2 separate regions of the Mus musculus genome follow, and region 1 is linked to region 2. The links are chromatin loops, found by intact Hi-C in ENCODE. Cell type or tissue: left cerebral cortex. All regions are shown on one strand. Links, peaks and the distances in the headings refer to the core of each region. The heading gives the core; the rest is flanking DNA.

Region 1 (4,369 bases), core at 213-4,212, 70 kb before region 2:
TTAAGCCTCACAACTCCCCTGGCAGGCAGAGCAGGACGAGGATGTTCATTTAAAACCAGTCCTGTTTGATACAGTAGGACTGCTAAGAAGGCTCTTGAAAAGGGAAAAAAAATCCCTCTCTATTTTGAAACTTCTTTTTAATAGAGTGAATTGGGGGAGAAAGGAAAGAAGTAATTTTGTCTGTGATGTCTGCTTAGTTACAGCTGCAGATGGAGTCCTGATTCTGGGGCTCTGACACCTTCCTTTTTGATTGAGCTGGATTAGTAAGATTTTGCTTCAGTGCTAATCACTGCAAGACTCAGTGGCTTTAGACAATAAACATTTTTCATCTTCTTCTGCTCATGGGGGTCAGGAATTCATGAGTGAGTGGGTTACCTGGGAAGGGACTGGATGGAGATATCTCCTAGGGTGATAGTCAGGAGTTAGCAGGGCTACAGCCATCTCATTGAGACTCCCTAGCTGTAAGGGTTTATTCTGGAGCAGATAATATAGGCAGGGTGGTTTAATGAAGGTTTCATATGGCTGAATTGGCCATATGAATGAAAGGTATGATAGGATCTTTTGGGCAGGTATAGAAGAACTCTTTCATTGTTCATCTTACTACTAGATGCTAAGCTCATAGTAGTAAGACCAACATATATAGTTTTGCAACTTTCACGGGGGAGTGTTGTGTTCTGCTTTTCATACGTGAATATGTCACATCATAAAGGGGGAAGTTATTGGAAGGTAGGTGTCAGTAATTCTGTATGAAACTTAATACTTCCCATCTAGAGTATGGTACACATTTATTATTATTATTATTATTATTATTATGCCATTGTTGTTGTGGTGGTGGTGGTAGTTGTTGTTGTTATTTGCTTATTTGTTGAGATAAGGCTTCAATATATGGTCCAGAGTTATCTGGAGCTTGCTCTGTATAGCCAAGGTTATTCTCAAAAGTACACTTCACATGCTTCAGCCTCTCAAGGGCTTAAATTAGGGGTATGCTCCATCACCATGGCTGATTGTGTGTGTGTGTGTGTGTGTGTGTGTGTGTGTGTGTGTGTGACTTCTGTTATTGAGTGACCCTAGGTTATTTCCAATCTTTCCTCTGATTTCTTCTTTCTTCCAAATGACTCCGGATCAGTGGATGATGAAATAGTCACAGCATTAATAACTGTCTCCAGTCTGTAACTTTGGAGGATGAAATTGAAACAAAAGTGAGTTCAATAGAATACCACCAAATCCTACAGATAACTGGTGTTGAGGAAGAGGGCTGACGAGGAATATTTCATTCATATCAAACACCTCTCTCTCAGTCAGCCATGAACACCTGGATATGCTGGGGTGTCAGACACAGAACCAGCATCATGGTCAACAACAGGGCGTGTGATGATATACAGTGTGTTAGATGATGCACTGCATACAGAAGCAGGGGACAAAGCAAAGGTGAACATACAGCTTCATTCAACTATAATTTATTGAACCACTACAATGTTCCAGGGCATATTCTAAGTGCTAGTATGTTAAGGTAAGCCAAATACACAAAATAGAATATATTTTACTAAGAGACAAATAAAAGATGAATAAATACATAACATGATATTACATAGTCATTAGTGAGTGCCAGTAAGAAGAACAAAGAGGTAACACCAAAGTGAGATGCTTTGCTGACATGACGATGATGGTGATAATTTTAACACCACTCATATTACATACTGAATCTCCCCTGTGCATTAACACAGTGCTGTACATTGAAGGTAAAGTGGTAACATTGGTTTCTTGATATCATGGTACCTTATTTAAGACTGAGAAAAAGGGAACAGGATAGAAGAGGAGTGGAGAGCAGAGGGGAGGGGAGAGCAAGGGAGGGGAGGAGAGGAGAGGGAGGGGAGGAAAGGAGAAGGGAGGGGAGGAGAGGAGAAGGGAGGGGAGGAGAGGAGAAGGGAGGGGAGGGACTACAAACAATTAAAGTCCCTTGTGGGAAAATGGTTAGTCCTGTTTAAATAATTCAGATAAGGAGACCAGGGAATAGCTGTTTTGCTTTGGTTGGTTGAATTCCCATAGAAGGAACTGAAATCCAAGTAAGAAAAGGTGCCAGGCATAGAGAAAATATCCCAGACCTAGAGGGAAAGGCAAGGACAGGAAGATCCCAGGCTTGGCATATCCAGAAATAGAATGAAGAGTGGTATCTCTTTATAAACCAGGGGCGACTGGGAACTTAGAATAATTAAGAACCAAAATAACCTTCATGCATAGATATGACTTTGAAGAAAACATATTTAACTCTTGAAAAACTATTTTTCTTGCCATTTAAATATTGGCTAGTTTTCACATTAGAGACAGGTGTAACATTTATTCTATTGATCTGTGATATGAATTTCCTCCTGTAATTTGTTCTCATTTCCTCAGAACCCCAGAGAAAATCCAAAATGCAGAGCAAGTGTTATTATATTAAAATTTTATTAGATAGTATAATTAAACAAAATACTGTATGGGAATATGCCCATCATTAAATGTGTTGACCCAAGTCATCATTGGGAATTCTTATTTAATGGAAGTTTACAGATCCACTTTTTTTTTTCCTACAACACACCTTAGATTCAATGCTCCAGGGCTAGTGTTTGATGGCTCAGCTATCTTTGTAGCTTCACAGCTACTTGAAGTCTGGATGAACCTGAGAAGTGCCCATTGCCTCCAAGGGTACCACTCTCTCTTCTTGCATACTGTGACTGCTGTAACTCCCATTGAAAGCTTTGCAGAAGAAACATTTTAACAACTAGTTATGTTCTCCATGTATGGGGTGTGTGCGTGTGTGTGTGTGTCCATCCCAAGTTTTCTTTTGTGTCTACAGGTAGGAAAACAATTCCTCTTGTATCCCCTCCCTGTGTCACCCATTTCTTTTCTCCTATTGCTTCCTGTGCTGTGCAGAGAAGCACTTACCATCATATCAGATCCTCTGTTCCCCAGTTAGTCATCTAAGAGGACTCTTTTAGTTATTGCTTTCTCATCCTCTAGATTTTATACCTCTTCCAAATAATGTTATATTTATACTACTTACAGAAGAATATGTGAACGATCAGGTGGAAAGACTATTTGCATGGTAACTTACTTTCAGACTAAAAATGCAATAGAAACTTCAATGTAAGTTTACTGTATATTTGAGTGTATTGTATATTTATTCTCCAAAGTAAACTTGGCAACTTGCATATGATGAATCACTAAGCCTTATGTTTCTCTGAAGAGGGAAGCACGATTTCTCAAAATATAGCATTGTTTTTAGAGTGAAAATTGGATTTGTTTCATGACCAATTCAAATTATTTTTTGCAGTTCTATACTATCTCAGCCTTACCAGCTTTAAACTGAAAATGCACCCAATAAGAGATGAATGCCTTTTCAATTATTAAAACTGAACTTTAAGATCTACAATGGTTTTATTATGATGAAAATGTTTGAATATATCTGAGAACTACTTCTTAAATTCTAATAATTAAAAAATACAAGAGCAGAAATTTGAAGGCAATAAGAGCAAAAACTGAGTTACAAAAATTAAATGTATTTAATTTCCATAAGTGATCTAAGACATTGCATTAAAAGGCATTAGGGAAGGACAAGAGTGATTCATGTGAAAGAGTCAAACTGTTTCTGCACGCGCACGCACGCGCGCGTGCACACACACATACACACAAACACAAACACACACTAATCTACAGGACAGGCTCTCTCCTCTCAGGCATGCACCTACATAGACACACAAACTACTCTTAAGTCAATGTGGCTTGTGGTCTGTGATAATTAGACTCATCTAACCTTTGAAATCAGAGGCAGAATGGTGATGTTACATTTGCTTTGGAACTTGAAGAGTATATTTAGAAGCCAGGGTACAATGAAGTGTTCCCGATGTTCTTGAAAATGGGTGTAATGATATTGAAATGTTTATTGAATTTCTATTCTGTGCTTTCTGCCCCAAACAATACTCAAGTTGTGAGGGCTTTAAAAGAATGAGAAGGTCTGGAGTCCCAGTCTCCAGAATGTTTCTCAGTGATGTGGGTGTGGTTTTATACCACACCACTCTTGTTCAGTAGATAGTGCAGTTCATGCAGACAGATAGAGAATTCCAAGAATTGACAAAAGTGGAGGCTATTAATGTTTCTAGAGACCAACATCTGATGCCTCATGAAGAGGAGCAGTTTAATTGGACCTGGGGCAAAATGCAAGATTTGGCATCACTTTCTTTTTAGTATAATGATAGTAACTCATTTTTATTAATAATACTGATTATCTGTCTGCTGGCTCATGGATTAGAGGATGAAATGCATGGCAAACCTACAGAGTAACTATGTTCAGGAGGTCTTTTTTAAAAAACGAGTCAGAGGAGAAGAAAGAGAA
Region 2 (4,369 bases), core at 248-4,247:
CATCATTGGGAAGAGAGGACCCTTGGTCTTGCAAACTTTATATGCCCCAGTACAGGGGAATGCCAGGGCCAAGAAGTGGGAGTGGGTGAGTAGGGGAGCAGGGCGGGGGTGGGTGGATATAGGGGACTTTTGGGATAGCATTTGAAATGTAAATAAAGAAAATATCTAATAAAAAATTGAAAAAAAGAAAAAGAAAAGCTCTAATGATGTTTGTGATCTTTGTCAATGCGATTGGAAATTTAGGGGAGACCCAGAGAGCCATGGTTCAGGAGGCAATGTAGCAGTTGGCCTCCTGTCCTCTCCTCTGTGTTCCTTCTCTTTCTCCCTTACTCTGATTCTTCTTTTACTCCTCCCCCATCTTCAATCCTCTCCACCCTGTATCTCTTTTCTCCTCTGAATGTCACTGTGTCCTCTCAACTCTCCCCTCTCCTCCCCTCCGTGCTTTTTGCACCTCTCCTATGCTTCCTGTTTTTTTCACCCTTTCCAGTTCTTCCCTTTCCGATGCCCCTCTTTCCCTCATGTCTCCCTTCTCTACCCCTCCTATCACACCTTCTCTCACCTAGCTTCTCCTCCTCTTCCACTTTATTTTCCTCTTGTGAGTTCTCCCGTATTTATTTTCTTCAAATGCCTTACTGAAGCTTTTTGTTTGTTTGTTTAAACAAAGGCAACTCTCTGTGTAAGGGAAAAAAAATCCATGCCAGCTGCCAAGACAGCAACATTTTCTCCTATTATAGCATATTAGGACTGGAGGTGTCCTTGGAAACCAGTAAACTCAGAGGTCCTCACAGGAACTAGTTGGTCATGATACCCTGGACAGCACTTAAAAAGCCAAGCTCTGTTTCAAGTGCTTCTGTGCTACAAGGCCAGCATGGGGGTTTGGCATGGTATTTGTATGGAGTGTCCCCAAATGTATTTATTTTAATTTAAGGAAGCCTTCCATTTCAGGCCTAATTCCACTACTTACTAATGGAGCTATCTCGGTGGAGCTATTAAGACTTCCAGTGGGGGCTGGCAAGATGGTACAGCCAGTAAAGTGCTGTCTGTACAAGCATAAGGGTCTGAGCTCAATGTCCATATCTCACTTTTAAAAATGCCTGGTGTGGTGGTGCACGCTTGTCCTACCCAGTCGGATGGCTACCCTATTCTACCTGTTGAGCTCCAGAACAATATAAGACACTATCTCTAACAACAAAAGGAAACCTGGCCTCTACACACCTGGCTGCATATTTATATGTACATATGCATACACATGTTTGTGAACACACATGATGATGCACATGCACAAACACACACACACACACACATGCACACACACTCCATAGTCTCAGTAATACTTGTAACACTTAGACATTTACTCCTCAAATAACAGGCAGTGATCACCAGCTTGGATGATATATAGTAAATGTTAAAATCCATAATGGTTTTCTTCTATGGTTCTGATCAAAGTATAGTGTCCTGGTTACTTCCCTGAGTACACAGGATGAAGATCAAAGAAATCCTAAGCATCTCTGTGCCTTGTAACAGATCTGAGAACGGGAGAAGTGTCTGTCAGCCCCATCATTCTACTTACCTCTCTATAATTTGTCCTAAAAAGTCTCAGAACCAGTAAGAAGTGAGGGAATAAAAATATACTTGTATTATAAATTCACTTTCCCAAAACTATTTCAATGAATCTTTATAACAACCTTATAAAACAAATGTTATTATTGCATTCAGATACAAATGCCGGTAGAAAAAGCATTTTTAAAGCTACCATGTACATGTCTTGATCATTTTAACACAGCCTAAATAAGTACCGAGGGACCTTGAGATCTTGAAATTCTTAAACACAATTGATAGAGTGTTTAATGTTGAAAAGCGCCAGCAGCCAGTGTTTAAAAAGCCATCAGAATGAACCACAAGGCTGTGTCTGAGGTCACTGCCATCTGAGCTTGGAAGTACCTATGCCATGGCCAGAGACTTCTACTAAGTGCCTGCTGATTTCAGACCCACTCTTTTCAGAATGTCAACAGGTTAAGGTGCCTCCATTTCTGGGATCTAGAAGTGCAGTTTCCCAGTCTAGTCAGAGCTTGGATCCTATCTACCCCTCATGGAACTGCAGAAAGAGCCTTTGTAGCAGCAAATATCCAGGGAGTTATTCTTACCCAGGAGTTTTGACAAATAGAGTCACTCTTGTGATGAGGGACACTGTGATTTCATAGTAACCATATGACAGCTACCATAAAGCCCTGCATTCAATGCAGGAACTGCTTGTAACCTGTGCTGCTAGTTTTTTTCCTTCTCCATTCATTTAATTTTATCCTTAAATACTTAGTCCCAGATAGCATCCACCACTAGTTGTAACCACAACACATGGCTTACCAACTGTCTCCAGGCAATAAGGTGGAGGGCAGAGGACAAGATGTAGGGAGAAGGGTAGATCAAAGCTAGCATGACATCCTATCTCTGTAAGAAGGAAAAGGCTGGGCACAACAGTTCTACAAAGAATCAGGAAGGAGGGGAGAGAGCAGTGTGTGGGGGGAGTTGAAGAGCGGGCCTGATGGGAACAGATTGCCCAAAAGGCAGGTGGGTGGCGGGAAGTAAAAATAACCTAGGAGTGACCAAGCCTTCATTTTCTTTGAAACACTCACACTTTCAGGATATATCGAAACTGCTAATTTTGTTGGCACATTGATGTCTCCTTTTAATTAATGAAGGGCTTATTAGTGGAACCATCAAAGGGAAGAGAAGCAAGCCGCTCACATAGAAAGAAGGGACATGCACTGAATTTATCTTTGCAGTCACGACCAAGGGCGTGGGAATGGCTACGTGGTTGCTTGTGGGTGAACTGGAGCCAAAGCCTTCTGCTGGGATCTTTGCCTTCTGGCTCAACATGCTCATGGCTGCCTCCCCGGTCCTCCACCAGCATAAGACACAGCTCCCAAACAGCTTGATTCTGACCCCAGTTGACTTTTGAATCCCAGATCTATCTCTGACTCATTCTGGTGATCATGTTATTGGGAAGGTTTTATAAGTCAGAGACCCTGGAATTTTTAAGTTGCTTCATTGTGTGTGTGTGTGTGTGTGTGCGCACACACACACACACACACACACACACACACACACACACATTTGGTTTTTTTTCTTCAGACAAAGTCTATTTTGTTTTTTGAGATAAGGTCTCTAGCCAGCCAGGTTAGGCTGGCTAGCCAGTAAACTCTAGGGATCTGACCAACCCTCCACAGCTCTGACATTGTAAGCATCATTACTATGCCCAGATCTTTTATGTGTCTTTAACAACATGAATAATGCAGTTGGTTATTATGAAGAGATGTTAAATTTTGATGACACTGAAATGTGCAGGAAGAGTGTTCTTTAGTCTCAAAGGTGAGGTGTCTGAGTGAGAGTCTACATTGCCCCATTGGCTAGAAATAATCCTCTGGTTCTGAGAGTCCTTGGATATGTGGCATGGAGCATTCCCTGAGACTATGGGGAGTTTTAATGTCTCTCCATTCCCCAGCCTCGTAGCTTCCAGTCTCCTCACTCTTACTTCGCTGCCACTACATTCAAACACTTATTCTCTGACCCATGCTAGGAAGTTGGTAAATTGGAAATTATTTTTATTAAATCATAACAATAACATAGATGCCATTTCTATTTTAACCCAGAGCTCTTGAGATCCCCAAATCCATCAAAATCCAAGAAACTCTCGAAAAATGTGCTATCAAAGGTCACATCTTGCTGAGGCTGAAAGAACTGTTCTGCTAAGAGGGGACTCACCTGGGCTCCTTAAACTAACAGATATAGACCCTGGTGGTGGGGCATAGTGATGTGTCATGATCACTTGCAATGCATGTCACATAAAATATGACCCTAAATAAAAATTCATATACTAGAATTTGACACAAAGCTTATTAAATATTTAATTAGGGCAGGTTTAAGGTCATGGCTGACATGATATCTCACCTTCACTCTCTCAGGGGATTGTGCCTTGTATGAGCACAGTTTAGCTGTACAATATATTTGAACCTGAAGTTCCTCAAAGCTAGTAATGCCCGATCATTTGTGTAGAACTTGAGGAGCTGACTGAAGTATGATGTGTATCTTGGTGGCAAGGAGAGACATGTAAGAGAATGTCCATCATAAAATTCACCCGAATGATTTGGTGGGGAAAGGGTAAGGTCATAGATTTGGAATAACCCTGTGAGTCTTACAGATGGCAGGCTGGAAGACCTTGAACAAGACACTCTAACATGCCAAGCTTAGGCGTTCTCATCTCTATAATAGAAGAGAAAAGCCACTTTTGTTTTCTTGCAGAACCAAGATAAATGAAAGTCCTAATACCAAGCCAGGCACCCAGAGGCATTCAGTTAATATGAGAGCTATGTAA

The links. Hi-C counts contacts between places; a loop is a spot of excess contacts. Peaks named below come from ENCODE experiments on the same cell type or tissue, not always from the same donor. Only the 100,000 strongest peaks of a DNase experiment are listed, where the experiment ranks them.
Region 1: it touches region 2 in a loop (5-fold over the local background); 3 of 42 quality-filtered maps call a loop at or near these places.

Annotation. Positions count from the first base shown.
Region 1 is chr12:89,021,321-89,025,689 of GRCm38, forward strand. All of the region lies in intron 3 of Nrxn3 (neurexin III), which reads left to right. Among named protein-coding and RNA genes, the nearest start is that of Gm40537, 51 kb to the left of the region's middle. In left cerebral cortex, for the core only: no CTCF peak of the experiment used is centred there; DNase peaks (open chromatin) are centred at 2,079, 2,782, 2,893 and 3,151; H3K27ac peaks cover 1,328 bases.
Region 2 is chr12:89,091,423-89,095,791 of GRCm38, forward strand. All of the region lies in intron 3 of Nrxn3 (neurexin III), which reads left to right. Among named protein-coding and RNA genes, the nearest start is that of Gm40537, 120 kb to the left of the region's middle. In left cerebral cortex, for the core only: a CTCF peak has its summit at 2,108; DNase peaks (open chromatin) are centred at 2,555, 2,811 and 3,314; H3K27ac peaks cover 3,489 bases.